Linked DNA regions of Mus musculus: regions 2, 3, 4 and 5 are each linked to region 1. Evidence: chromatin loops called from intact Hi-C (ENCODE). Cell type or tissue: heart. All regions are shown on one strand. Links, peaks and the distances in the headings refer to the core of each region. The heading gives the core; the rest is flanking DNA. Region 1 overlaps Nin (ninein). Region 2 overlaps Dmac2l (distal membrane arm assembly complex 2 like). Region 3 has its middle 8.6 kb from the start of Abhd12b. Region 4 holds the start of Sav1 (salvador family WW domain containing 1). Region 5 overlaps Cdkl1 (cyclin-dependent kinase-like 1 (CDC2-related kinase)).

Region 1 (5,932 bases), core at 463-5,462:
GGATGCTCTTATCAGTGGGCATCTATGGATTTAAAGTCTTATATATAATAGCAGTTTAATTCTGATCAGAAACAGTAGTTGGGGAGATCCCTGGAGGATTGTTGACTGCCACTCCCCTCTGCTTCACCAGGACACACACATCTAGAAGCTTAGAGCACTATCTTTATCTAGAAATTCCGGACAAGTGAGATAATGAAATTGTTACCCAAGGAAACACCTGGGCCCCAGTCCCAGCCATTCCCTGTCCGTTTGGCACTTCAGTTAGCTTAGCCATCTTGAGACATGACCTTTGGCTGTCTCCAGTTCAGCAGAGTCTGTTTGGGGATTTCATTTGGAGGTTTCAGCTTAGCTGAGTCCATGACTCTTAAGCATCCCTAAGGACTAAGGAGCTGTGAATTGTAGTAGACACTTGCCTCTCCTTGAAGAGGAGATGACTACCATGAATGTAATGGTTAATATTGTCAACTTGATGAAATCTGAATTCACTTGGAGACAAGGCTCTGGGCATGCCAATGAGGGATTATCTAGATTAGGTTAAGTAAAGTGAAGAGAACCATGTTAACTGTGGGCAGTGCCATCCCATGAGCTGGAGACCTAGACTGAGCAAAAAGAAGGTCACCAGCATGAATGGAAGGAAGTTTCCATTGCTCTCTTAATTCCTGACTAGGGACACAGTGTGCCTACCTGTCTCCTGCTCCTGTGTCATACTCTCCCTTCGGTGATGGACTGTGTCCCTGAGAACTGTAAATAGAAACAAACCCTTCCATCCTTCAGTTGCTCGTGTCAGGTACCTAATGAGTGTGTGTGTGTGTGGGGGGGGGGGGGTTAAGGAGCTATGCCAAGGTAGCCTAAAAGCACATTAAGTCATGTCATCTTGAACTACTGAAAGACAGTGTTTGGTGTGAGCATTTTTTTGCACCGCACACGATCTGCCATGAGTAACCCAGGCTCTGCAGACTGGAGTTAATTAGGCCTATCTTCCTGCTGTGTTTATTTCAGAAGTCTAAGAAATCAACTAGCATGTTACAGTTTAACCATCCCAGTGAATGGGCTGGTTATTTGGTATAAAAGGCAACTTTATTCATAAAAATCTCTCTCTCTCTCTCTCTTTCTCTCTCACACACACACATACACACACACACACACCATGTATTTCTTCCCCTTTTAGGACTTTATAATTTTCGGGCTGTGTACAAAGACCTAGTTTTCATTTCTATATGTTAATGCTTTGCTTCTGTTTGTCTTCTCGCTGTTCTCAGATAGTCCAGTCTACCCATGGGTATTATAAAGTCCAGGCTGACACAAAACTCCTAGTCCCTATCCTTCTGCCTCCCGGGTGCTAGTGTCTCTAGGCCAGGGCCACCACACCCGTGGATTAGAGTTGTGTGTGAATTGTCTTCTCAGCAGGACTTTCTTCACTGGCGTAGATCCTCCCTGTGGGACAGGAGCAACAGGCAGCTTGCTTGAGAGACCCAAGCCATTTGCAGGAGAACCAAAGCCACATGTTATAACTGGCCCAAGGAAGATTGATACAGAATTTGGCCAGTGGAGCAAGGCTGGATTTGTTCCAGACTTGTGATGAGGGGGAAGTTACCAGTACAAAACTACATGGCTCTGACCTTGGAGGAACCTCACTCAGAACTTACTATGCTAAGGTGTCTAGTTCAAATAAATTCCATTATGGTCAATGAATTTACTACCAGCACAAGTGCGTTGAATTCAGCTTTCTGGTCTACCTGTGGGACTGCATCTGTGTTTGCTCTCATTGACAGGTGCACCCAACCCATTCTTACTTCAGGAATTATTAAGGACTCCTGTTCTCTTTGTTGTCTGTAGTTCAGATGACCGTCAGGACTCAGTTCATCCATTGCTGCTGTTAGGACATCAACCTTCACTTTCCCAGTGTGATGTGTCCTTCTCAGTCCCCATTCTGTCTTGCCTCCTCTTTTCTGGTCCCCATGTCTTCATTGGCATGTGAACTTTATTGAGATTATAATATAATTACATTCCCACCCCCCTTTTGTGATCCAAGTCTTCCCATATACCTCTCCTTGCTCTCTTTCAAATTTGTGGTCCCCCTTTTCATTAAGTATTGTTACATGCATATCTTGATTGTATATACATAGATATTATAAAGACTGAGAAGGTTATACTTAGGAATATCTATATAAGTGTTACTCGTGTGTGTGTGTGTGTGTGTGTGTGTGTGTGTGTGTGTGTGTTTTCAGGGCTCAGTGTTTGGTATTGAGTAATGGCTTGGTGTGCTCTTCCCTAGGGAAGACAATGTCTTCTCTCAGCTTTCCCTATGTGTCTGTAATTCTTTGTGTAGGGTTGAGGCATGTACATTAGTGTCCTCTGTGTTCAACTCATGTTTAAGTGGTCATGTTGGTGAGACTTCACGAGTGCCTTTACAACCTTTCTGCCTTCTCTTCTATATATGTACTTTGTTGGACAAGAAATAAGTATGTGCTGCTCTTGTGTGTGTTTCCAAGATGTAGCATGAAGGAGATCGATCACTCAGCACTTACCCACTGAAGAACAAATGTGTAAATTTGAATTCACATTTGGTGAACTCTGCATATTCCATTTAGGCTGGTTTAATGGGTTCTAATAGGTTCTGTTGTTGAATAAGTAACCTTAAAAATGACAAGACAACTTCCTAGTGTCATGCAAAGACAGTACTTTGTGCTGGCAAGGTTGGCAAAGATCAGTCTATTTCAAGAGGTTTCAACCTCTTGATTGGTGGTCTGGTTAACTGAAAAGAGCCCGTTCCGACTCAAAGGCTAAAGTCATGCGTCTAACCCACATGGTGACTTGATAGCTAGGGAGAAATGTGGTCCAGAGGCTGGGTTCAAATGTGTACTCATTGTCTGTTGCCTTCTCTAGCACTGGAAGACACAACGCAGTGAGGAGTATGAAGCAGAAGGTAAGCAATTACAGTGGGGTTAGGGGGACCACTGAGGAGGGAAAGCCCTGGCTGCTATGGCTAAGGCACTCTGTGCACCACTTTCCTCCTTCTTGCACTAAAAGGAAGTGATATGCTAAGATTAGGACCAACAGCAACAGACAAAAAAAAAAAAATTTCCAAGTGACACTTTACACTCTTCAAACCCTGGCTATTAACACTGTAGGAAAGATGGCAGTGACTATATAGCAGTCCATGTATAGAGGACGACTGTAGTGCAGACTGTCAAAGGGGCTCGTGAACATCTCCAACATGCCCAGCTTGTATCTATAGATTTATAGATGATATATTATGAAGTATCTATAGATAGACTATGAAGCACAACACAACAATCATGTGGCCACCAGATGGCACTGTGATTCAGCTCACGTTCCTGCCTAACCCCCAGATGAAGTGTGGATAGTAAGTATAATTAAAACAATGTGTTCTCTGGCTCTCCAGCCTGGGATAATAGTACAGTAATGGGTTTAAATTCTGTCAATAAATATCAGGAATGACACTGAGTGCCCTTCCAGCCTTCCATGGTTCTCCCAGGCACATAAAATCATGCCCACAAGTATCCCAAGTCTAAGCAGTGACTTCACGCGTTCACATTTGCATTGCTAGTTTAGAAGCAGGGTGGCTAATGCAGGATAAGTAGTCTTGGCATTTGAGTAAGTAGTTTGACCCTGTCGTTAAACAGAACCTAGCATACATCCACAGATGCTAACACACTCACAGTTCGCAGCCTTGTCTTTCAAGTGAGTCTCGGGTTTCTGATTTGGAAAATAGATGAACGTTAGAGGCTCATTATGGCTGTTTCCTTCCCAGGAAAAGGTGCTATAATACTTAGCCCAGAAAGACGGCAGAAATGAAGCATTGGGAAAGCAAGCGCCAGTTGAGGCATCTGACCTCATGTGTATGAGACAGTGTTTCTTTCTCATGGGTGATTGTCCCAGAGCAAAAGCTGCCTTCAGTTTACATTTGGACTTCAACTAAATCAGAGTGGGTCAACATTTGTAGTCATCTCATACAGTGTTCATTATAGGGCAGGAAAGATGGCTTAGCAGTTGTGAGTATTAATTGTTCTTCCAGAGGACCCAGGATCGCTCTCCAGTACCACACAACTGCTCACAACCATCTGTGACTCTAGTATCCCTGTGAGCACTCTATGTATGTAGTACATGACATGTACGCAAGCAAAACACTCAGCCATGCAAAAGAATAAAAAACAATAGAAAGAATTGCCTTCCAAGGGTACCTTTCCATAGCAGGCACTGTCTCTGTGCAAGTCCTTTGGAGACAACAGAGTTTTTGCTTTGATTTTAGGCCAGCTGAGGTTTTGGAACCCAGATGACCTGAATGCTTCACATGGTGGGTCTTGCCCTCCTCCAGACTGGATAGAAGAGAAACTGCAAGAGGTTTGTGAAGATCTGGGGATCACTCGAGATGGTCACCTGAACCGGAAGAAGCTGGTTTCCATCTGCGAACAGTATGGATTACAGAATGTGGATGGAGCGGTAAGCCCATAGCTGGGGTCTGATTTGGAATAATGAGAAGAGCTTTGTCTGCCCCCAGGCTGGTAAGAGCAGCACTGTGACTTCCTTATTAGAGACACAGCCTGCCTGCCTGCCTGCCTGCCTGCCTGCCTGCCTGCCTGCCTGCCTGCCTGCCTGCTTTCTTGCTTGCTTTCTTTCTTTCTTTCTTTCTTTCTTTCTTTCTTTCTTTCTTTCTTTCTTTCTTTCTTTCTTCCTTCCTTCCTTCCTTCCTTCCTTCCTTCCTTTCTTCCTTTCTTCCTTTCTTCCTTTCTTCCTTTCTTCCTTTCTTCCTTTCTTCCTTTCTTCCTTTTTTTTTCTCCCTAAAAAGACATTCTACAAGATTTGGGAAAGTCATGTTTTGTGGCAGAAATCAAAGCTGATGTGGCTGAACTTCCTGAATGTATAGTATGGTCACCTACTGTGCTAAGTATGTCACCCCACATGAGACGCATCAACCAAACCAAACAGTAAAACATGGGAGAATGCAGAGGAGGGATGAAGAGAGCCTCAGGCTTGAGTTAGGAGAACTTTGAAAGCCAGCCTGCTGCATGTTCAGTTCTGGAAAGTTCTCAGTGTCATCTTTGGGCCCTTGGGTAGACTAGAGCAGTTCACAGGACAGGCTGCCTCTCTAGCCGTGGTTTGAAGTTTACATCACGCTGGTGTGAGGAGAGCCTTGGTTATATAGAACAGCCAGACTCTGGCTACGAGGAAATGGGGCCAGGTAGCTTGGTAGTTTTGATAGCACAAAATGTCTTCAAGCCCCAGAGAGTTTATGACGTAAGATTCTGTTTTCCCTTTTTGCTGAAGAATCATGGCAGGATCGTTAGGATTAATGTGGGATTAGCCGTGAAGCTCTACAGAAAAACCTATAATTCTAGGACGTGTCTTTTAGAAGGCTACAAATAAAGATTAGGGGCAGTTAGAGTCAGGAATACAGTCATTGCTCCAGAATCTTTGATTATAATGACATCTGATACCATGTTGGCTGCCTCCTCGGGACAAAGTGGTAGCATATTCCTAACCAAGAAAGAGGCCGATCTTTAAAACCTGCCAAATAGCCTGACTTGCAGAAAATTTCGGTTTTTAGTGTTTTGTTTTTTTTTTTCTTTTTCTCATATGATGTGACCATTATATAAGCCCCTTGACAACCTTTGGAATATCCCAGCAACCCATTTATTTTTCAACGGTGGCTATTGAGTCATAAAATTAAATTAATTGTCCTAATTTCTGAATCAGTCCAGTACAAAGAGTCTTGGGTTGTTTTCTGTTTTGTGTTTTCCCAAGAAACATTGCACAAACTTGAGTTACTGATCTGAGGACAATTTTTGAAATATAAACCGCTGCCACTCACAGGGAGCTGGCGTCCTCTTCTGCAGGGAACTCCTAAAAACTGGATACAAGGGGCACATTCAGTTCTTTCTCTGTGCTGTTGGAATTAGGAAGGCATTGC
Region 2 (5,932 bases), core at 314-5,313, 330 kb after region 1:
ACCCAGACAGCAACATCAAAACCAAAGGTCAAGTCAGGTATGGTGACATGGTCCTGTGATCCTAGCTATTTCAGAGGCTGAGGCAGGAGAATCAATTGAGCACAGGAATTTGAGGCTAGCCTGAAAACAATATAGCTACAGTCTGTTTCAAAATAGGCAAATAAGTAAATACAGAATGGCCCAGAAATAGTCAGCAAGGGCTACAAAGAAAAGGCTACAAGGATAGGACTTAGTTACAGAAGGATGGAATGACATTAGAGTTAAGACTCCATATGACTCAGTAGGGGACATACAGAGACAAGAAGTAGAGGACTTGAAGATGACTAAGCTTTGGTCCTGGCCCACTGGTGAAATGGTGATGTCATTATCAGAAGCCAGTATCAAGAGGATGGGTCAGTGGGTAAAGTGTTTGCCAACAAACAAGAAGACCTGAGTTCAGATCCCTGGCTTTCATGTAAAAAGCCTACTTGGCAGCATGCACCTGTAACAGCAGTAGTGGGGGAGTAGAGACTGAAGGAGCCCTTGCTGGCCAGCCAGTCTACCCTAATTGGTGAGCTCCAGGATCAGTGTGAGACCCTCGAAAAATAAGGTGGAAATGTAACAGGGCCCCTTAGCAAAACTGACTCCTTGATGGAAGTACCATTCAGGCCATAAAATTCAACATGTAAACAGTATCACCTGCCAAAAGAAAAACAAAGACCTAATCCATCAAAGTCCTTAGTTCTGGGAAAGTCTCTAAATGTGCTAACCTTGTTTTCTGGCTTCTGTAGTTCTGCTGCTGGCTAACTCTCCTTTTACCCGAAGCACATCAACTCAGAACATGGGTTTTGTGCTGAAAATTTCACTCTGAGAAAGGCTCAGGGTAACACTGGGATCCCAAACACCCAGTGTAATCACCGGCTGGCTAATAAAGACTTTCTATTGGCCTAAACCCATGTCGGAGTAGTCTTTTCTGGTGAATACTACACAACAGAAAGTGACTGGAGAAGACACTCCATACTGACCCTGGCCTCCACATACAAGCACACGTGTGTGAGCACAAAGGATATGGACAGAGGCAGGCACACACACACACACTCACACACACACACACACACACACACACACACACACACAAGAGCAAGACTGCTATTGGCTCAGTTTCTTTTCCTTTGTTTTTCAAATTCTAAATATGAAGTGTTGGTAGGACTCCTAAGGGAAGATGACCAAGAGAATCATTGGAATTAGAGTCACAAAGTGTTAGAGCTGGAAGGCACTCAGGTCAGCTACACGAAACCTCTCATTCAGTGATGGGGAAACTAAAGCCTTGATATTAAGTAACATGCTGACACTCTAAATCCTTTCTGGAACAAGGTGGGGCATTAATAAATGCATGTGCCTAAAGGACCTTGCTCAATGTCTCTAAACTAATGTGTGTCAGTGTTGCATTTGAACCTAGTACTCTTTCCTACCTGTCAGGGCTCTGGATGATTGTAGAACAAGAGAGAGAAGGTTTAAAAGGTGCCGGAGTGGGAAGCATTTTAAAGCCAAGGACATGGGTTGCTGGGGCAGTGAACCAACGGATGAGACCTCAGGAATACCTTTCTCAGGCCTCTCTTGTTTCCCCTTTCCTCCTGTCTTTCCCCAACCCCTCCCTCTTTGGCAGTGCTGGGAACTGGGCAGAGGGCTGAGTATATTAGGCAAACACTCTACTACTCAACCGACGGCACCCCCGAGTCTTCATCTTCATCTTCCTTCCAGGGCTGTCCTCATCACCACAAATCTCCACCTCAGCTACATCCCACAGCCTTGGCCTTTCCGGATTTCTGTCAAGCTCTCTCCACCTATATCCATCTTGAACAACTTGTGTGTTGCCAATTTTGTTTACAAAGCTGGGCTTTCTCATCCCCTACTCAGGCTAGTGCCTGTATTCATTCCACCCTGACCTCGTTTGTGAAAAATCTTACTCAACCTCTCATTTAAACGCCACACCCATCCATCCATCCATCCATCCATCATCCATCCATCCGTCCATCCACCCACCCATCCATCCATCCATCCATCCATCCATCAGTCCATCCATCCAATCATTCATCCATTCATAAATGCTCACTGAATGTGTGCTGTACTGAGTACAAACTAGCAATGATGAGGCAAAGCAGCAACAAGGAAAGTGCAAAGAAAGATCCCACCCTGTTCTCTTACAACCCATAGTTTCATGGAGAAGACAGATGACATGAAAATACAAACATCTAATATGGTTCCTTAAGGCATGGATTATGCATGAGAGCCTAAAAAAGGGGAAGGCTTCATACCAGATTTTTTTTTTTTTGAGATAGGTCTTAAACAGTCTTTAAAAGTTTTCAAGCATCATGTCCCAGCACTTGGGAGGCAGAGGCAGAAGATCTGAGTTCAAGGCCAGCCTGGTCTACACAGTGAGTTCCAGACCATTCAAAACCACACTGTGAGATTCTATACCACAAACTGAGTTTTCTCTCTCTTTCTTTTTTCTTTTTTTAAGATTTATTTATTTACTTTTATGTATGTGAGTACACTGTAGCTGTACAGATGGTTGTGAGCCTTCATATGGTTGTTGGGAATTGACGTTTTAGGACCTCTGCTCACTCCAGTGGGCCCCGATCGCTCAGGCCCAAACATTTATTTATTATTCCACTCAATCAGGCCCAAAGATTACAGGTGGTTGTGAGCCACCATGTAGTTGCTGGGATTTGAACTGAGGAACTTTGGAAGAAGCAGTCAGTGCCCTTATCCGTTGAGCCATCTTGCCAGCCCACAGAGTTCTCAATCAGGAAGGTTAAGAGGGAGGGGAACAGGCATGGAGGGTAGGAGCAGGCAGAGCTAAACAAGCTAAAACCACTTATTTTCTTTGCCAACATAATGCAGAAGTTTACAGTATCTGTTGGTTAGTAGCCTTCAGTGACTGCCTTAACTGGGGTGGAAAGGCCAAGCCAGAGAAGCTGTTACTAAGCAGGTGAAATACAAAGTCTTTGAAAACTCAATACTTTGTTGGTTTCATTCGTTTTTCTAATCGAACTTAGATAAAGGCAGGGCCAGACTTATTTTAGCTATTCCAAAGACATTAAATGTTTTCCCTAAATTGAGTTAAAATTTAAAAATACATTTATATCTAGAAATAAAGTTTTAAAAATTTGGAAGGTTTTTTCTTTCTTAACTTCAGCTTTGCTACCGTTATGACATCGGAGAACTACTTCCTGCTTGAAAACAAGCAGTGTGGCCAGTAGGAATGCTTTCTACATGGAAAGAGGAGACCTCTAGTGGTGAGTTAGTGAATATAACTCAAGTTAAATCAGAAAACTAGAAAATAGTTGTCTCTATATGCTATATACAATAAGTAATTTAGAAATTTAAATTATAAAAGAAAACACACTTGTTTACTATCAGAAGAAATACTAAGTTTATAACAGTGTTTCTAACATTTGCAATTATATTTGTGAATTAATTAAAGGCCAGATCTCTACACACACACACACACACACACACACACACACACACACACACACACACACAGAGAGAGAGAGAGAGACAGAGACAGGGTTTCTCTGTATAGCCCTGGCTGTCCTGGAACTCACTTTGTAGACCAGGCTGGCCTCGAACTCAGAAATCCACCTGCCTCTGCCTCCCGAGTGCTGGGATTAAAGGCGTGCGCCACCATGCCCGGCTTCCCTGCTTTTCTAATCTGGTATGACTGGGCGAAGAAAGACCCTTTCTGCCTATGGTCTGTTATGATTGACTCCTGGGGATTATCCTACCATAATGTGCAAAATTTCCTGCAGATCAACATGAAGATGGAACTTTCATGAAATAATGCTGTTTGGATGAATTAATGATTTTATACAATTCCTCATTTGATTCAAATAATTTTAGAAAATTAGAATAGTTGATAGAAAGTTTAAGAAGAGGGTTTTTAGGGCTGGTGAGATGGCTCAGTGGGTAAGAGCACTCGACTGCTCTTCCGAAGGTCCAGAGTTCAAATCCCAGCAACCACATGGTGGCTCACAACAATCCGTAATGAGATCTGACTCCCTCTTCTGGAGTATCTGAAGACAGCTACAGTGTACTTACATATAATCAATAAATAAATCTTTAAAAAAAAAGAAGAGGGTTTTTAGTTGTTTTGCTAGAAATATAATGAAGCTAGAATCAAGAATGGAATGTGCCCCCTCCTCATAGAATAGTAAGTAAAGGCCGCATGAAAAGAAGTGCAGTGAGCTTTCACATGTTACAAGTACATAGAGATATGAGATTTTCAAAAGTGGAAAGTAGAAAAGGCTTAAGGATAAGAGGCTTTTGGGTGTAGAGCACAGAAGGTTTAGACATAAAAGTCTTGGGGATCTTATTTTGTGCAGTGGCAGAAGTTGTTACATGTGAGAGAATTCGGAAACCAAGTGTGCCACTTTGGGGCCATTAAGCTATATTGGGGACTGTAACCTTCCCCCACAGCCTGAAGCAGGCTGAGCAGGCTTGACTTGTCACTAGGAGATCGCCTGGGGTGGAGCCTGCCTCCCTGGATCACCCTATTGTTCTGCCACAGCCACTGCTACTACCTGCTGCCTAGCTGTTCTGTAGCCTACACGTGGTCACCTGCAGCTGGACTCCAAAGATGATTCGGCAGGAATGGGCCCCCCCTTCTTCATAAGGCGTGTTCCCCAATATTAAAATTGAGCTTTGATCAGAAAGTCTTGACTTAGCTCCATTCTTTCTCTCATTGCCTAGATTCCCTCTTTTCTTCCAGATTCCAAGGTGCCTTCCAGGCTCGAACCCTGACATGTGAGCCACTGGCTGGCCTCAACAGGGGACTGCCATTTGCAGTAAGATACCTAGGCTTTAATGAGATGAGTCCAAGAAGAGAGGAAGTGTCATATAAGACCCAGGAGGATCTAAGGAAGCAGCAGGACTTCCAGAAGAGACAGAAGCTACAGGGTCACAGACAAGAACTCAAACAGCCATCTTTATGAAGGTTAAAAGAGAGGTATATACAATGTATCTTTACCACCATCTTGATTAAGATGACCACATGGCATAAATCAACTAATGCAGCAATCCTCCCTAGTTTTACTGGGGCCTCTGTTTATCATTGCATTGCCTTTGTAGATTACAGGGACCAAAACAGGCCTCTAAAATATCTTGGGTTAGGATAGATTTTTGTGTTATGATAAATTTCTAATCTTATACAGGTATATTAAGATTAACACAAATTCACTTGGTGATATATGTCTAACTACTTATATATTTGCTAATCTTATAAAAATTAACTTGTAGACTCTTAAAGATAATTAAGACGGGCTAGAGAGATGGCTCAGCGATTAAGAGCACTAACTGTTCTTCTAGAGGTCCTGAGTTCAATTCCCAGCAACCACATGGTGGCTCACAACCATCTGTAATGGGATCTGATGCCCTCTTCTGCTATGTCTGAAGACAGTGATAGTGTACTCACGTGTATAAAAAAATAAATCTTTAAAAAAAAGATAATTAAGACATGCAAGTTAATGCTCAGACACCATTAAAAAATCAAATTCTGCCGGACAGGTGGTGGCTCACGCCTTTAATCCCAGCACTTAGGAGGCAGAGGCAGGTGGATTTCTGAGTTCGAGGCCAGCCTGGTTTACAGAGTGAGTTCCAGGACAGCTAGGGCTATATAGAGAAACCCTCTCGAAACAAACAAAGAAACAAAACAAAACAAACAAAAAAATCAAAATCTTTAATGTGCTAAGAACCATACTCATGGTCTTGCTAAGTACTAATGCAATCCATTCACAAGCTTTATTTATTTAGCCTTCTGTATAAAATCATGGATACTTAACACATAATGGTCCTCAAACTCTTCAGGTCTGCTGAGTATGGCATTTAGAATGGTTAATGGAAAACCTTCCCACGATAGCCAGAAATGCCAGCTCCTCATGGCAACCCTAAG
Region 3 (5,932 bases), core at 538-5,537, 83 kb before region 1:
GAAACCATACTCAGGAAACCATGGAGGAGACAAGAAAATAGAGAAAACAAGCACAATCGGTCACACAGCGTCACACACAGAAACGCATCGGGTTCCCAGCCTTCTAGATACCTGGCACTGGTGCAGAGGGCAGAATGAATCTATTCCCCTTTCTTTAAATCATCACCAAAGACAGCTCCGAAAGAAAGGTAGCTGTACTCCCCTCCCCTCCCCCCACGCCCATCCCCCCCACCACATACACACACAGCTGGAGTAAGTGAGCCCCGGCACAGCTGGAAATTAGAGCAGTCTCTCATCTTTGCCTTTAGTTTTTAAACAAGCAGGAAGAGAGCCCAGGGAACGCCCTCCCCACCCCCCACCCCCGGAGAACTACTTGGATCCTGATGTCAGTCAGCCTGGGGCTGTGTTCCTTGTCTTCCCTCCAGATGCTCCGTTGGAGCATCCTGCCCCTAGAGAGGAGTTTTAAAATAATAATAATATGTAGTGTGAAGTGAGATCATAGATATGAAAGCTCTCCTCTGAAGTGTTGTTTCCAGCCTACCCGGTACAGCACTGATATTATTTATTAATGACTGGATTTGATCTCTCTCTCTCTCTCTCTCTCTCTCTCTCTCTCTCTCTCTCTCTCTCTCTCTCTCTCCCTCTCCCTCTCTCTCTCTCTCTCTGGCTCCTGGGAAAATCCTCCTTCATTTAAAGCATGATAGTTTACAGACTAACATGGAAGATTAATCACTAGTAAATACGAATACCAAAATGGACAAGAGGTCTAGCCATGGCCTCTTCTGGCTCATCACCAGCCAAACGGGAACTAGAAACTGATAACTAGCAAGCCCACCCTCTTCAGACAAAAGAATGTGGGAGTAGGGATTAGAGGGGTGTTTCCACTCTCCTGTTGCTAAGGGTCAAAAAGAAGGGGTCAATGCTCTCTCCAAGAGTCTGAGTCCCAGGACCCAAAATTACTTAGCAGACATCAGCTCATTGCCCAGAGGTGAGTGTTGACTATCATTGTGAGGTGATTAATAAAGCAAGTTTTGTTAACCCTTGGTTATATGTTTGTGGGAGTGGAGCATTCGTGTATGCATGGGCTGGGGGTAGGGAGTTCATGTATGCATGGTGTTATGTGTGTATGTGTTGTGCATGTTCATGTGAAAGACTAAAGTCAACTTCAGGTGTTTTTCTCAAGAATTGGCCAGTTTTCTTCCTCCTCCTCCTCCTCCTCCTCCTCCTCTTCCTCCTCTTCTTCTCCCTCCTCCTCTTCTTCTTCTTTCTCTCTACTTATAGCCAAACTTACTCCCAACTAATCCACCTTATACCATCATTGCTTGCTTTTCTAGAACTATGTCCCAACTTTGAATAAGGTCGACCCTCTAAGAAGTTAAACAATATTTATCCTGTAGACCCAAATGTCCCTCACAGAACTCTGGCCCACCTCCATTCCTCTACAGAGCCATCCAACAGTGTAAGCTGTCTGGTGTTAATGCAGAGGTGAGAAGGTTAGACCCAGCAAAGAGGACAGTGACAAAGGCAGAGATGCAAGCAAGGTTAGCAAGAATTCATTTCAGGACCTTCTGCTCAGAGCATGTAGAGAAATGGACACTCTGGGCAAATACAGAAAAGTATGAACTTGCTTAGAATCTACAGGCCCAGGCTTTCGTGGAGACAATTCCATCTTGATTATGTATATACTTCCTACCAGTTTGCTGTACGTAGAAGAAGCCTATGATTATAAACACGGAAGGCCTGAACAATGGACTTGTCTTCAATGACACTGCCAATAGGAAACTCTGTGACTGGCATCAGCAAGTTACTGATAAAAGCAAGACATTTTCACCAGCCTTGATATCCAACCAGACAGTTAGCCCAAATCTCCTCCTGTGGGGAGACTCTAGCACAGCCTCTGCCCTGTGTGGAATGCCTGCATCTGTGCAAAACCTGAAGTATAACTACACATAAAGGAAGAGTTCGGTCTGAGAGGTTTAAATAGCCTGCAAATTATGACCTGGGCCTTGATATGGTCTGTAACCCCTACCTGACCTGCCAGAGAGCCTACAATGGCCTTGGTCCAGTACACAGAGACCCTATTTGGCCCTGCCTTTAAGCAGAATCGATTGACTGCTTTGGTAAGAGAAAAGGGCTGAGTTTCCACCCTAGAGCTATCTGTGGTAACATGAGTTACCAGCAATTAGAAAGGATCAGTCAGGCTGTGACTGTGGGTAGTGTCACTGCAATGTGGGAGGGTTTGGGGAGGACACTGGGAGTGGGCATCTCTTTTCTCCATATCCGTGATACTGAGGAGGAGGCTTGGGCGTCCTTTCTGCCTAGGAAAACATGCCACTTTATCAGTCAGGATAGAGCACAGTTTCCAGGTTCCACTTAGGGCAACAGGACATTTTGTAAGACCTCCGTTTCTATGAAGCAAGAAGCAAGGCATGTAAAGTATGTAGATGAGCAAGAAATTGAAACAATTGGTGCTTGCCAGAAACTTTCAAGACTCCTGGCTTCTACCAAGGCAAAGGTATTTAGGTATTCTAGCCAACACCAGGTAGTTGTGCTTTCAGAATTTGTTTTGAGCCGATCTCACCATGCATCCTTGGTTGATTTCGAACTTACTATGTAGACTTGATTATCCTCAAACTCACAGACATCCACCTGCCTCTGCCTCCTGAGTTCTAGGATTAAAGAAAGGCATGTGCCACCATGCCCAGGTGATGGGGTCTCACGGTCTGTTCTTATTTCTGTGTATGTGTGTAGGTCGCTGAGTGTATATGCTGTAAGAGTGCAGGAGCCTGCAGAGGCTCAGATCTTCTGGAGCTGGGATTACAGGTAGTTCGTGGGTGCTGGGAGCTTAACTTCAGGTCCCTGGAAAAGTATTCTAAACTGCTGAGCCATCTCTCCAGCTCCTAATAGATATTCTAAAATCGATGTGTGAGTTATTGTCTTGTTCTGTAAACTGTGCAGAATTCAGTCTTCCTCACTACAGGGTTTGTACAGAATGGTAACATTGAATGTGCATCAGTGTGTTTGCCCCGCGGTCTCGCAGGAAAGCTATCATTAGTAGAACTGACTGTGCTCATCCCCAATAGGATTAAATGATTCCTTCAGCAAAGGTACGGTGACTTGGGAAGGAACAATATAACGAAGCCATCTGAAATGTAAGATGTTCAAAATTCACCTAGAGCATGCAACTCCTACCTACAAGCTAGGGCCTCGCTTTATTTCTCTCCCTCCATTGTCCCAGAGGCTAACAGACTGCAGGCAGCCTATAGCATTTAATTGACCAAGTATAAAAATAGACACGCTGTTGTAATTCTTATATCTAACACGTGGAGGCAGCAGTGAGCCGGCGAGAAAAGAAAACAAAGGTGACATCTTCGAACCAGAAAGTTTGAATGGGGGTGAGGTTGGGGGAAGAGATACCACCAGCTGGCATGGTTAAAAATCATTTTGTGTCTTTCTTAGTCGTCTAAAACCTATTATTAAAAGAGCAAACTCTTCTAGCATATGTCCTCTGGAGTGGTTCATTTCCCTACTCTCTCTCTCTCTCTCTCTCTGCATGTGCGTCTTAATAGAAAGCCTTCTTTTCTATTCTGTTACAGAGATGGTTATTTTGAAGATTGCAAACTTCCTCCTGCCCAGTCCAAGTTGAAGTTCCGGGGGGAGGAAAAACGTTCCAGGCCGGCAGCTGTGCGCTGTACTGGACAACAAGCACCGCCTTTGTGGAGAGCCTCGTGGGATGATACCCAGGCAGAAGGTTAGAGAAATGGGTCTCCAGCGGTTCCCTTTACTGGGAGGAAAGAGATGGGGCCACACCTTCTTCGAAGAAGGCTTCGTTTCATTCCCGCAGATATGAAAAACTATGCTCATGGTCCCCTCAACTTTTTGAAGAACAAGATGGGCCCACAGCCAATCCCCTAAACCCTCAAGTGAGCAGACATCAAGTAGGGAAGACAGATGGAAGACAGGCAGACTGTAGCAAGCTGCTCCTCCTGAAAATTGACACCCTAGAGGGACATTGGGGATCACTCTCCACATGGCCCCAGAATGCAGCATCTAGAAGGGCAGGAGAGCCCCTCCCCACAAGAGGCCTTTTGTGTGCCTGTCAGGCTGGGTTGTATTTTTAGACTTAGCTAGGCCTGCTCTGGATTTCCCCTCACACAGCTGCTGCCGCTGCTTTCCAAAGCCCAGCCTAGGAAGCCGGGCTTCCCTAAGCCTTTGTTTGCCTGAAGAACGGAAGATAATGTTTGACAGGGGAGGGAGAGTTATGGGAGCCTGCAGAATTCTTTCCTCAACTCCCAGACAAGAGGGTAAGTCTTGTCACCCTATCCAGCAGCATCTTGTCACATACACACACACACACACACACACACACACCACCAGTCCAGCCTAGGACCTCCAGCCCATATTTGATCAGGACCAGCTGCCTCATGGCATGGATTGAGCCCAGTACATCTTTCGGAGTGAGAGAAAATTTTACTCCATGAGAAGGAAGCTCAGACCCAAGAACCATATTCAAAGCCACCTCTCTCAGCCACTCTGGTAAACAGGCTCTTCCTGCGTATTCTGTTTTAAAGCATTTAATTATTCCTCCATCTATAAATAAATAAATACTCGCTTGCTGTAGCATTTTCTTTCAATTTGCTACTGTAGACAAATCAAGACATGATTTATTCTTCTGATGTTGGCAGTCTTAAACCTCCCTCATTTGTTTTTTTAATATATATTTTTTTATTTTATGTGAGTACACTTTTATACTGTTACTGTCTTCAGAAACACCAGAAGAGGGCACCAGATCATATTACAGATGGTTTTGAGCCATTATGTGGTTGCTGGGAATTGAACTCAGGACCTCTGGAAGAGCAGTCAGTGCTCTTAACTGCTGAGCCATCTCTCCAGCCATCACCACCCTCCCATTTGCATTTTAAAACCTTCCCAACACCAGAAGTTACCTGTAGGGACTAAGGGGTGAACATGTTTTTTTGTTTTTGTTTTACTTTCTACTTTTTTTTCCCTACTGTTTTATCTTTATTCAAACAATGAGCTGTTACTGTTTGGCAATGGGAGTATTTTTAAGGTACAGTGCAGACAGCCAGTGGGTGGGAAACGAGGCATTTCTTGGTGTTGGGATTTTTAGATCCTGGCTTTGATAGGATGGTGGGCCTGACTAGTATAGCAGTGAGATGTTGTAAGAGAGGTGGGAAAGATGGATGGAGAGGGAGAGAAATGCTGTTGGTTCAAGGCAGGACCTGTGGTTAGGAAAACCTAGCCCTGCAGTACCAGAATGTATGCCAAAGACAATGGGATCCATGAGATTGAAGGACATGCTACACAAAGCACAGTCTACTGGATCTTATGGGCAGAAGCATGTCCTAGACAGAAGCAACATATCAAGATCCCTGCACTGCAGAGCAAGAGAAAGCATTCCTATCTAAACCTATGGTCATTGGAGTGTTAGCCAGGCTTCCTCAAAAGCTGCAAGCATGCCCAAATTCGGTATAAGAGCAGTCCGGCCAGCCATGCAAGCTCAAATGACTGTCTTATCATATGATAAGATGTATATGATATCTTAGTGATACCATATACAATTTGGGATGGGGTGCCAAGTCATTTGTTGGGCAAAATGACACTGAGGACCAAGATGGCTGTCATTATGTCAAATGGGATCCCTATAGCAATGAGACCTGATATAGCTTAAGTCTCTGGATGGAGGGGAATCTTCAGGATATACTGAGAACAATGGAGGAAGAGCAGGCAAGGGAGGACTCAGGTGCCGGTGGGACTCCATGTGAGGCAGGGAGTGAGGCCAGTGGCTGAAGGTGTGGAAGAAGGAGTTGTGTGACCAGTTAAAGCAGGCATTCTTCATCTGGCTAGAACTCAGGGGTCTGTGAACTTGAGTGGGAGAAACATCCTATTTTTATTTCTACATTCCCCCACT
Region 4 (5,932 bases), core at 289-5,288, 76 kb after region 1:
CCAGTAACTCACGTGATGATGAAGACCCTCCCCGTCTGGCCCAGAAACAGGAAGCCAGGTGACCATGGTCTAAACCTTTAAAACTCGTAACTCTAAACCAGGTTTTCTCCTTTACATCGTTTTGTCAGACGATGGTCACAATCATGAGAAAGGTGACTAGTGTCGTTCTGCCACCAAACAGGAAGGTGATCTAAGACAACATGTAATGTTTTTTTCATGAGTTTAACATAGTTGATTTCAGAACTCCCATCCAGCTACAAAATCCTATGACTTTTCCTCTCATGAATGTGGAAAGCATACTTCACTCCATTCTCTGGAAAGCCCAGGTCTAAGGAACTATCTTAACAAGATCCCAGCAACCTCACTTCCTGTCCTCTGAGGTCAGCCTTGGGAATTTTAGGGCAACTTCTTTCTCCTTTACCTCCCTTCCTCAAATTCTTCACGGAAAACCCCATTGTCTTTTCTCTTTCACCCTTGCGTGTTCTCTATCTGCACTACCGACTCTTTAGAGCTAGCATTTGTATCTGAACCACAGCAATACTTGAGTGCGCTTCCTCTCCTCAGACAACGTGCTCTATGAACTGCGTTTGGGTAATGAAGGTTTACACAAGGAGCAACCCTTTGTTCTCTTTTTCTTTTTATTAGATATTTACATTTCAAATGTTATCCCCTTTCCCGGTTTGCCTTCCAAAAACTCCCTCTCCCCTCCTCTCTCCCCCTGCTCACCAACCCACCCACACCCGCTTCCTGGTCCTGGCATTCCCCTACACTGGGGCATAGAAACTTCACAGGACCAAGGGCCTCTCCTCCCATTGATGACCGACTAGGCCATCCTCTGCTACATATGCAGCTGGAGCTATGAGTCCCACCATGAGTAATCTTTGGTTGGTGATTTAGTCCCTGGGAGCTCTGAGAGTACTGGTTAGTTCATATTGTTGCTATGGGCTGCAAACCCCTTCAGCTCCTTGGGTCCTTTCTCTAGCTTTTTTTTTTTTTACTCTTATGCCATAATCAATCTGTCAGCAAACCCTGCTGCAACTCTAAAATGCCTACAATCACTTAGCGCTTGTCCTGCTGCCTTTATCCATATGCATGCTAGCAATATTTTTTTATCACCTCCCTTATTTTGAAACCCCACTCCCCCATTCAGTCTACTCTCACACAGCATCCAAAGTGATCGCATTAAATACGTCTCTCCTCTACTCCAAAGGCCTAGGTGGGTGGCCAGTTACCAAGGAACTTCATTTCCCTCTACTCTTCTCTGTTCCAGTTCCAGCTACGTGACCCTCTTCCTATTCCTACAATGAGCCAGAAACACGACCACTTGCAGTGACTTGCATTTGCTCTTCTGAGGCCTCACTCCAGATAGCACCATAGCAAGCTAATTCCAGCATTGCCTTCTCACTGGCTTCATTATCCGACCCCCTTTCCAAGCTGTGGGATCTCTCTTGTTTATGCTTCCTTCAGCGCTCACTCTGTTACATACTATGGCTTACTAGTTTTATTTTTTGTGATCTCTCTTCCCCATAACCGCAGGACCTTTGTTGTTATATCCCAGACACCTAAAACAGCACCTTGGATGCTGGGTGCTCAATAAAATATTTGTTATAGGATTATAGGGACCTTTAACAAGGAAACATTTCATAAAAACACAGGAGACAGACAACTGATTAAATGTCTTTGTGCATGGCTAAAAAAAAGAGCAGTTTGGTGTCTTGTTCTGAGGTTGGTGTTTTGCTTCTGTGTTTTAAGCACATTCTCTTCATTATGAAAGCCTTACTTTGATCAAGAGGAGTGAGTCCCAATCTTATTCTCCAAGTTATTCTGTGTACCTGAGCGAGTTAAAGAGAACAAAGTAGAATCTGATATATTAGATAGAAAACTCCCAGTTCTGAACTCTGGTGCTCAAAGGCTTCAAAATTCTAAGACTTAACTGCAAGAGAAGGCATGTGGTTATTAAGAATACATATTAAAATGATGAAATAAATACACTAACGTCAAATTTATCTTAGGAGCTGTAGAAACTCCATCTTCTTTTTTAATCCGAAAGCGCGGATGGGGATGGGGGGCACAAAAGGGGGTGGGCTACCAAGGGTTGGGGGAGATAATAAGAGGACAGAAGAAACGGAGACTCAGTTTTTACAGTAGTCACGCTGTCACCAGAAGAGTCATCTGTGTTACTAGGTGTAGCCCTCGCGGTCCCAGCACACCCGAGGGCTGCCTTCCCTCAGCAACCAGGACACGCGGCTGCGGTTGCGGGAAGCAGGGCGGTAGGCAAGTCCAAGGCGAGAGCCGCTCGCCGCCCAGCGGGCTCCGGACCGCCCGGACTCCAGCTCCCCAGCGGCGGGAGCCGGCCCGCGCAGCCGCACTGAGGGCCGCGATGGTCGCCACACCCGGCCCGTTAGCCGCCCGCCCGTCGCGAGTCGCCGCACGCAGCCGCGTCCGCGCCCGGCGGGGGAGGGGCGGCCCGTGCGCGTCGGCTTTCCCAGCATTCCCAGCGGCGCGGGGAAAGTTTACCGGACGTAGGCGGTGGCCGCAGCGGTAGCGGCTCCGGGCGGCGGACCATGGCCCTGGTGGGCGGCCGCGGCCCTGTCCCAAGGCGGCCTCGGGCGGCGTCGTTGAGCCGGCTGACTTCCCGGGAGGAGCTGCCCTGCGACTGAGCGGCGGCGGGCGCGCTTAGCGCGGCCAACATGCGGCGGAGCCTGCGGGCGGGCGCGGGCGGCGGAGACCCGAGGCGAAGGCGGCGGCGGCGGCCCGGGAGGCGGCGGCGGGCGGCAGGCTCGCGGCCCTAGCGAGGCTGCTGGGGCGGCGGCGGGAGTCGTCCGCGAGGATGCTGTCCCGCAAGAAAACCAAAAACGAGGTGTCTAAGCCGGCCGAGGTGCAGGGCAAGTACGTGAAGAAGGAGACGTCGCCCCTGCTGCGGAGTGAGTGTCGTGGGCGGTGGCGGGTGGGGACCCGGCGCAGCCTCGGGTGGTGCTGGAAGACCGACTCTGGGAAATGCATGGCTGTCCGTGGTGTTGGGGAAAAAGTGCTTCGACCCGGGCACCTCTCTGCTGGGTACGTCCGGGCCCCGCGTTTGCGACCATCGCAGCGCCACTCGTCGGCTCACGCACTCGCACACGCACACACACACGCGAGAGTGGATTCCTTCCTTAGTCCTGCAGCGGGACACAAACTTGTGAGGCAAAGAACCTGATACTTGATACTTGTAGCCACTACCAGCGTCCTAAGTAACACACACACACACACACACACACACACACACACACACACACACACACGAGAGACTTGATACTTGTAGCCACTACCAGCGCCCTAAGTAACACACACACACACACACACACACACACACACACACACACACACACACACACACACACACACACACACACACGAGAGAGAGACTGGATTCCTTAGTCCTTCAGCGGGACACAGACTTGTGAGGCAAAGAACCTGATACTTGTAGCCACTACCCAGAGTCTTTTCATTTCCCAGAGTAGACAAGCCATTAACGTATTTGGATTAGGCTTTGCTCCTAAAATTAAAAAAAGCAAAGTATTCAGAATAATTTCAGCCATACCAGGCAAGTTCCTAACTTTATTCCTCTTTCCGACATATGTTCCGTCCCCTCCCGTACGTAGCTTTTCTTCTCCGTTTAAAATATTTGAGTTTTTAACTTGAACGCCTTGATTCTCCTTTTTTAAAATTCTTGGGTAGTCAGAGAGCTAATCCTTTGGTTCTCATTCTAGGAGCTGGACCCCTTGTGTAAGTTTCCTTCTTGGAAACTGGAAGTAACCGTGTGACTTAAATTAAGCATTACCTCATATTGTAATTGGGAAAGCTGCTCACAGGGGTTCCTAGTATTTGCCCAAGATCCCGCAGAAAGGGGTGGAGAGCATATTTTTCCATTGTGACCATGTGTCCAGCCTTACAGGTTCTGTTAGTAGTTGGAGTGCTAGACAACACAGTTGGTGGGGTGGATGTGTCAGTAACTGAAACCATTTTTAAGAGCTTGTTTTTCTGTTTTTTTTAGGTGATAGCTTGCTTTTTGCTGCAAATAAAGTTTATTAAGCATCATTTGAAGTCATGCCACTTGTTGAGTCTTTTAGTGAGTGACTCCATACAGAATTTGTGTCATCGACAGTTAATTATTCCAATATTAAGTTACTGTAGTGTTAGCTTCTGACACCCTTAGTGACATTGATTTAATGAATTCAGAAAATGTGTTCTATATCCAGGTTTCATATTTTAAAGGTAGTTGCTTTCTAAGAACATGAAAGCTGTTTGCACATTCAAATCAGCAGCCATGACCTTGGTTTGGGTTATCTGCTTTTAAAGGAGCCATAATTCTTTCCAGGCTTTTTCAGTAGATCCAGGGTTTGTGTGCATCTTTGGAAGTAGATGACTTTATTTTTCAGTTTCCACACTGAAAGGTCTTGCTTTCTAGTTTTGATAATTGTGCTTAGAACCGGGTAATTCCTGATAGAAAGACAAAAAAAAAAAAATTACCAATAAAAAAGTCTTTTACAGGAAATCTGACTTTGCGGTTTTTTCTTTAAATTTTATTTTAATGAGATGTGTTTGTGAAGAAAGATTCTTGGTGATACTTAAATCAAGTGAAAACACCAAACTGTAGTCATACATGATGCTGGTAAAGGAATTGGTTTGTTAGGTTACTTTCAGCTTAGTGACATTGTATCATGTATGGCAATATGCAGCATCCATTCGTTTGTAGCTGAGTTTACACCTGCATATTAATGCAGATTATAAATGTATTTGCTTGGGAAAATAATCTTCATTTAAAGTTCTAGTATTGTCTTAAAATTTAAAATCTGTTTTCTTATGCCCTTTTGTTTGATATTTTGATCTCAGGATAGTAGACATAAATAACTTTAGACGAGTGTACTGACTTAATGCAATGGTGATTATATTTGTTTTATTATAGATCTCATGCCTTCATTCATTCGGCACGGTCCAACAATTCCCAGACGGACTGACCTCTGTCTTCCAGATTCAAGTGCTACTGCTTTCTCAGCTTCTGGAGATGGTGTAGTTTCAAGAAACCAGAGTTTCCTGAGAACTGCAATTCAAAGGACACCTCATGAAGTAATGAGAAGAGAAAGCCACAGACTGTCTGCCCCTTCTTACCTTGTCAGGAGCCTAGCAGATGTCCCTCGAGAGTGTGGCTCATCACAGTCATTTTTGACAGAAGTTAACTTTGCTGTTGAGAATGGAGACTCTGGCTCCCGATACTTCTTCTCAGATAACTTTTTTGATGGACAGAGAAGGCGGCCACTTGGAGATCGTGCACAAGAAGATTACAGATATTATGAATACAACCATGATCTCTTCCAGAGGATGCCACAGAGTCAGGGGAGGCACACTTCAGGTAACTCGATATAATAAACAGCACACTGGCTTATTCATACTGATATTTAAATTAAAAGGTGACCTGAGGATTTTCTTGGAAAGCAAAAAAAGCAAAACAAACCATACTCTTAGAGGGGAAAAAATTTCCATTTTGCCCTTCTTGCTTCCTCCTGCTTGCTGGTAGTTTTTAACTTATAATGAAGGACAGAATTCTTGTGTCTGTCCTCTATGTCATATTTTTGGCTTTTTGTAGGCAATTACTATTCCCCAGGTTGGTTAAAAAGACTGAGCAGATGGCTCACTTTGTGTGAAACATGCCTTTTTTTGTAACAGGCAGGAAACCCTGGCACTTCCTTTTCCCTTGACCTGGAAGGGCTTCTCCGAGGTGGGGATTAAGGAATGTTGCAGCTCCACTTAATTTCTAAAATGGCCATTACTGTAGATAAACTGGTAGAAGCTAAAAAGAGAACTTTCATCCTGTTTAGTAACTGTTAGGCTTTAAATTTGGCAGGGTAAAGATTGTGTGAGGTTGGTTTGCTTTTTAGTGGCCACAGCTTCTAAT
Region 5 (5,932 bases), core at 351-5,350, 300 kb after region 1:
GTCTACAGAGTGAGTTCCAGGACAGCCAGGGCTACACAGAGAAACCCTGTCTCGGAAAAAAAAAAAAAAAAAAAAACACAAAACAAACAAACAAAACAAGACAAAGAAAAAAACTGAGGAGTTCAAATTTCAGGCAGTCCCAGGTCATAAATATTTGTTGAAATATTTCACTGTTCCTCCCTGTTTTTTGTTTTGTTTTGTTTTTAAAATCCAAGTTTGTATTTTTGTTAACCTGCTTTCCCCACAACTCAGCAGCATGCTGGTCACACATTCTCAACACTGGATTTGTGGGCTGATGGCCTGTGGATCCAGAGGAGGCTGTGTCTCCCGGGATTTTTCAGTCCCAAAGCCTGCCCCCGTCTGGATTGGGTTTCTTGAGCTGAGGTCCATGGCTAGAGTGAAGAATGTGTTTGTGCTGTTTCTTTTGTTTTTATTAGGGTACCAGAGCCTCTCGTGAAGAACATAACTTGGCAGACACTGCAGGCTGTAAATTTCTGCCATAAACATAACGTAAGTGTCCCGACCCCCTTTGAACACCCAGGTGGCTTCTTCTCTTGAGCCAAAACCGAGCCTTATTCAAAGTTCATACCCCACCTTTGTGGGTATACGTTTTTTTCCATGAAAATCTTCCTAAGCCTGGGGGCGGAGGGGAGTAAGGAACTTAAAGATGGCAGATCTTATGGAAACATACATTATAAAAATCATTTTAAAAAAACTAGTCGTTTTTTGTTTTTGGTTTTTGTTTTTAATTTGTAAAATGTGAGGAAGAAGGAACCCCATTTACTTAGAGAGTCTGTATTATTGGATTGGTTTCCCCAAAAGACTTTGAACTGGAAGAGGTAACTCCAGATGCTTGCTGCAGTTACAATGGGTGGAGTCCTAGGCGCCAAGTCCTAGTGTCTGCCCTGGTGAGATAGGAGTGTTAAATGGGCGTCTGGTCCTTTTTGCCACAGCTGGACTGGGGGGAGGGCGGGGGGCCGGGTGCGGGGGGGGGGGTGCGGGGGGAGCCACTGTAGGAGACTGCCCATGTGACATGGCTTCATAGATGCTGAAAAATCTGCTCTCCTCTCTCACCCCACACAGAGCTGCCCCCTTTCTACACATGGAAGCCAGCTTCCTGGGCTGGCTCCCAGTTGTGTGGTCAAGTACTCAGAATGAATGAGCCCTTGAGTTTGATTCCCAGTACTGCGATCAATCAACCAACCAATTAATCAATATAGCAGAAAAGAAAAAGGTGTGTGTGTGGGGGGGTGGAATCAGAGTCCAACCACTAAAAACACTCAAAATCCCAGAAGGGAATTTTAGAGTTTCACTGGACTCCAGTTATTGGTCACCCAGGCCCGAGGGGTTAAATCCCCTCTGAGCTTGCCCCAAGTAAGTTTTCCTGAAGCTGCTTACAAGGAGAAAACACGGGAACAGTCATTATTTTGGCTTTCATTATCGGAAGCCTAGAATCCTTATCAGAGCTGGAGTGTCGCTCCATGGTTAGACCTCTTGCCTTGCCTGCATGAAGCCTTGGGTTTGACTCCTTACAGTGAAAACAGTCATTTTAAGGCAGGACGAGTGGATGCTAGACGCTTTGATCGGTGATTAGCACTTTCCCAACAAACAAGTTTCAGCATAAGGGTGGCAGGACAGATAGTGGGGCTGGAGGATACAGAGGGAAGGGGAGAGGAGGGGGCAGAAAGAACGAGAAAGCTCGCCAGCCAGCCCTGGTGGGGGAGATCTGAGGAAAGTGAAGATAAATACAGTGCATACCACAGCTCTCTGGAGAGCCGCAGACGCTGCTGGGCTCCACGTGCTGGGGGGGGGGGGGGCTGATGGGGGGAGGGTGCTGAGCTTGGAAAGAATTCCCAAACAAAGGGGGGGGGGGTGGAGCACATTCTTGTTTCTGAGTCCTTCTGCCCATATGTCATCACGACATTCATGGAAGGACCTATTTATAGCAAAATGCAAAATGGCTGGTGAAAGACTTCAGAGCCCAGGGCCATCGATTACTGAGAACCAGATAGGTAGGTTATAAGGTAATTTATCCACCCCACCCCGCCTCCATTTTTTTTTTCCAGAATAATAATGCTGATGGGAAACACTAACGTTGCTCTCTCGCCCTAAAAGTCCCTTGGAGTGGGAATTGCTGCGCCCACGAAGAGCCTCTGTCCTCTTTCCGGATTCTGGGGTCAAGGAACCCTCAAGAGTTGCAGGCTCCAGGCCAACAGTCACTGGGGCGGCAGAAAGACCCAGCGTTTCCCAGCAGAGAGGAAAACCCTTGGGAAAAGGGAGGGGTCACAAAGAACCCGGAGTAATATTTTGTCCCAACTCAATTTTAAATGTTAACCGTTGATTAAAAGTTGTTGACTTAAGAGATTTTATTTATTTATTTATTTATTTATTTATCTGTCTATCTATCAAAGACATTGTCATTTAATAAGAAAGTCCCGTGGGAGTCCTCAAGCGCTCCTCTTGGTAGTGGCTTCACCCTCTTAAAGAATGTAGCTTGATACCAGCGGGTGAGGCAGGATGCAAGAGTCTCCCGCTGGGCTCCTCTGTGCTGTGGGACAGAGCTGACACCTAGCGACCACGACGCACCCCGGACGGCGAGGCCGCAGCCAGCTCTTGTTTATCTTGTCAGGACAAATGTCAGAGCTGGAAGGGCGATCTTTTGGCAGGCACACGAGCTTCCAGCCCTCTCTCTCCCAGCTTATCTCAGCAGGCCCAGGGCTTGTCTTGTTTACCGAGCGAGCAAGCCGCCTTCCAGTGAACCGGGCTTCTGCTCCAATCTGTCTGTCGTTCTTGCCACAGGCTGAAGCCTCAAAGCCTTTCGGTCCTTTCCCCCTTCATAGACAGCAGGCAGGTTAGGGGTGATGCCTAGTTAAATATAAAGTTCCTTTTTCTAATGCAGACTGTTTGAGATATACTTAACATTTTAGTTGGGTTGGAGGTGGAGGTCAGGTGGCGTGCTCGGCTAAGGTTCTGGACTGATGCCCAGCACTGAAAAAAAAAGTCGTTTATCTGAAATCCAAACGTAACTAGGTATCTCACGTGTTTTTATTTGCTGAGTCTGGCTCTTGACAGTCATTTTTCCTATCACACTTCTTGGTTTTTGTGGCCACTCAAGAATTTGAAATGATTCTGTCTGTAGGTATGGAACTAGGTTTATTTTAGTCTGCTGTTTTAGTATCCAACAGGTCAATGGCAGATTAAACTGATATATCCAATATCTGCTAAATATTCCAGCCCTTTACTCGTGGCAGATATTAGAGTTGCACCTTCATGACATTTTGTTTTGTTTGTTTGTTTGTTTCTAACCAGTGCATACACAGAGACGTGAAGCCGGAAAATATTCTCATCACCAAACAGTCAGCCATTAAGCTCTGTGACTTTGGGTTCGCACGGCTTCTCAGTGAGTACCCACGGCTTCTTCAATGTAAAAGGAACATTCTTGCTGGGACAGCTGGTTTCCATACTACAGAAAGCTGGTTCTTGTATTCTGCCCCGGGAATAATCTTGCAACAAATTACGGTTCCTGCCAAATCTTGTAATGAAATATAACTTGAAAAATGTATAAATACACAACAATTTAGATATGTATGCTATATGTAAATTGTAGCACAAAAGTTATTATAAAGCCTGCTAATCTCCTGCCTTCTCCAACCCCCCAAACAATACTTACCAGAATTAATACTTCAGATGAATGCCTTTTAATCTTGGCTATAGATTAACACCCAAGGAACTTTTAAAAAGTATGCGGGTAGCCTTGGGCCCTCTCCAAGTGTTCGGATTAATTGGGCCGGGAGGAAGCCCAAGTATCAGTAATTTAAAACATCCTACAGCCAAGTGATGACAACCAGCAGCTAGCACTGAGAATGGTGATTCGGAAAAGCTTCATTTCTTAGGTTTTTCCCTGCTCAGTTTTGACTCCGGGCTTCCACTGATCTGTTTTCCACGTTTCTGCACCGGCCAGCTGGACCAGGTGACTACTACACGGACTACGTGGCCACCCGGTGGTACCGCTCACCCGAGCTGCTAGTGGGAGACACGCAGTATGGTCCCCCTGTAGATGTCTGGGCAATTGGCTGTGTGTTTGCTGAGTTACTGTCCGGAGTGCCTCTATGGCCAGGAAAATCTGACGTGGATCAGCTCTACCTGATAAGGAAAACCCTGGGTAAGTGGTTTCCGCTGACTTTGAGAGAACCTGCTCGCTTCTCCCACACCCCCTGCTTACCTGACACCTTTAGGAAACAGACATTTCTCAGCCTCGCTGAAATGGCTCCATTAAAAGTGTCTATGGTTTGTTCAAATGACAAGACTTAATGATTACTGGGAATTTACTAATTGTCCAGGATATATAGACTAATCTCTTAAGCTTAGGTCAGATCCTCTTAACTTCTAAATGTGTTAAGCCTGGCAACAGAACTACTGCAAGGACTTAGCTGGTCACAGGCGGCTTCCATGTTACAAGCTGAACATCCCTCATCCAGACGGCTTGGGACTCTAGTGTTTGTGACATTAGAGGTTTCAATGTGGTATGTAAGGGAAGGGACCCGAGTCTAAACAGAAAATTCATTTATGTTTCATTTCATTTCTTCCCATATCCTAAAGGCTGGTTATATGATCGTTCTAGCGTGCCCGCATTTGACCATGACACTTGGAGTCGAGTGTAGCATCTCCTACTTGTAGGATCATGTTGGCACTCAGTCTCAGAATTTTTAATGAGGGATGCTAAGCCTGCATTAGGATGAGGTGATTCATCCAGATGTCCTTACTGCAGCCTGCCTGACAAGTTTTGGATTATTCAGATTACCGTAGAGGAAGAACCTCAGCCTTCTAAGTGTCGAGAAGAAAGTCTTGTTCACCGTGCCCCCCTCCTACAATTAAGGGCAATGGGAAGGACAGAAGAGAAAAGGGAGGAGGGTACAGTAAAAGAGATCCATAACTAGTGGTTGCTGTTTTCAGAATCCAGGAGTTAGATTCTACTCTGCTAAGGAACGCCATTTAAAGCACTCTTTCTCTGCTCCATAACTCTTGTATTACCAGCAATCACCATAGAGCTTTGTCTTCCCAAAGTACTGAAGGCCACCTGAGGGTGAGACTGTATTTCCATTTGTTTGTTTGTTGAGACAGGGTTTCTCTGTGTAGCCCTGGATGTCCTGGAACTCCTTCTGTAGACTAGGCTGGTCTTGAACTCAAATTCCACCTGCCTCTGCCTCCCGAGTGCTGGAATTAAAGGTGTGCGTCACCAGGGTCCGGTGGTGTTTCCTGTTTTTATCGTCTCCACCAATGTCTTGCACATTGGAGCCTCCTTGGAGCTCACGCAGGGTCACTCAGCCTTCCTTGGCTGTTCCGTCCAGTGGCTTTAGGGCACTCTCCTGCCGCTCCAGCCCTAGTGGGGAGGCTTTGACAGCTCGGGGACATATGTCTCTACTGTGTGTGTGTATCTGTAATTCATTTTTAAAGCTAGGGGCTAAGGGGCTTCATTACAGTGTTTTCAGACATAGGAATCAACACCCTAGAGGCTGTGTTTTTGCTTGCTTATCCAAACTAGAGCAAGGTTCTGGATTTGAGTGAGAGGTAAAGTTCTGAACCGAGTAGCACTGGTCACTCAAGACGATCTAGTCAGAGGCTAGAGCCTCAGTACCACAGGGCCCTGGCTGCAGGCCTCTGCTTCTGTCAGGCCTCTGCTTCTGTCAGGCCTCTGCTTCTGTCAGGCCTCTGCTTCTGTCAGGCCTCTGCTTCTGTCAGGCCTCTGCTTCTGTCAGGCCTCTGCTTCTGTCAGGCCTCTGCTTCTGTCAGGCCTCTGCTTCTCTCAGGCCTCTGCTTCTCTCAGGCCTCTGCTTCTCTCAGGCCTCTGCTTCTCTCAGGCCTCTGCTTCTCTCAGGCCTCTGCTTCTCTCAGGCCTCTGCTTCTCTCAGGCCTCTGCTTCTCTGCTCTAGAA

What was found. Hi-C counts contacts between places; a loop is a spot of excess contacts. Peaks named below come from ENCODE experiments on the same cell type or tissue, not always from the same donor. Only the 100,000 strongest peaks of a DNase experiment are listed, where the experiment ranks them.
Region 2: a loop joins it to region 1, with 13 times the contacts of the local background. A loop is called at or near these places in 12 of 42 quality-filtered maps.
Region 3: a loop joins it to region 1, with 4 times the contacts of the local background. A loop is called at or near these places in 18 of 42 quality-filtered maps.
Region 4: it touches region 1 in a loop (2.5-fold over the local background); 9 of 42 quality-filtered maps call a loop at or near these places.
Region 5: a loop joins it to region 1, with 9 times the contacts of the local background. A loop is called at or near these places in 13 of 42 quality-filtered maps.

What each region holds. Positions count from the first base shown.
Region 1 is chr12:70,059,683-70,065,614 of GRCm38, reverse strand. It overlaps Nin (ninein), which reads left to right. Exons shown (of 29, transcript NM_001081453.1): 4 at 2,887-2,926; 5 at 4,274-4,464. Among named protein-coding and RNA genes, the nearest start is that of Nin, 40 kb to the left of the region's middle. In heart, for the core only: a CTCF peak has its summit at 3,305 (motif pointing right); no DNase peak of the experiment used is centred there.
Region 2 is chr12:69,731,024-69,736,955 of GRCm38, reverse strand. All of the region lies in intron 1 of Dmac2l (distal membrane arm assembly complex 2 like), which reads right to left. Among named protein-coding and RNA genes, the nearest start is that of Dmac2l, 9.0 kb to the right of the region's middle. In heart, for the core only: a CTCF peak has its summit at 3,267; no DNase peak of the experiment used is centred there; H3K4me3 peaks cover 360 bases; H3K27ac peaks cover 452 bases.
Region 3 is chr12:70,142,614-70,148,545 of GRCm38, reverse strand. No RefSeq gene overlaps it. Among named protein-coding and RNA genes, the nearest start is that of Abhd12b, 8.6 kb to the left of the region's middle. In heart, for the core only: a CTCF peak has its summit at 3,315; DNase peaks (open chromatin) are centred at 3,705 and 4,165; H3K27ac peaks cover 1,378 bases.
Region 4 is chr12:69,983,666-69,989,597 of GRCm38, reverse strand. Sav1 (salvador family WW domain containing 1) reads left to right here and starts at 2,596. Exons shown (of 5, transcript NM_022028.2): 1 at 2,596-2,924; 2 at 4,946-5,389. The coding sequence starts at 2,831. In heart, for the core only: CTCF peaks have their summits at 2,311 and 2,545; a DNase peak (open chromatin) is centred at 2,447; H3K4me3 peaks cover 2,671 bases; H3K27ac peaks cover 2,034 bases.
Region 5 is chr12:69,754,676-69,760,607 of GRCm38, reverse strand. Cdkl1 (cyclin-dependent kinase-like 1 (CDC2-related kinase)) reads left to right here. Exons shown (of 10, transcript NM_183294.2): 4 at 438-510; 5 at 3,310-3,400; 6 at 3,962-4,162. Among named protein-coding and RNA genes, the nearest start is that of Mir681, 6.3 kb to the left of the region's middle. RefSeq lists an enhancer at 1,346-3,199. In heart, for the core only: a CTCF peak has its summit at 2,570; DNase peaks (open chromatin) are centred at 1,727, 2,177 and 2,677; H3K4me3 peaks cover 2,321 bases; H3K27ac peaks cover 3,947 bases.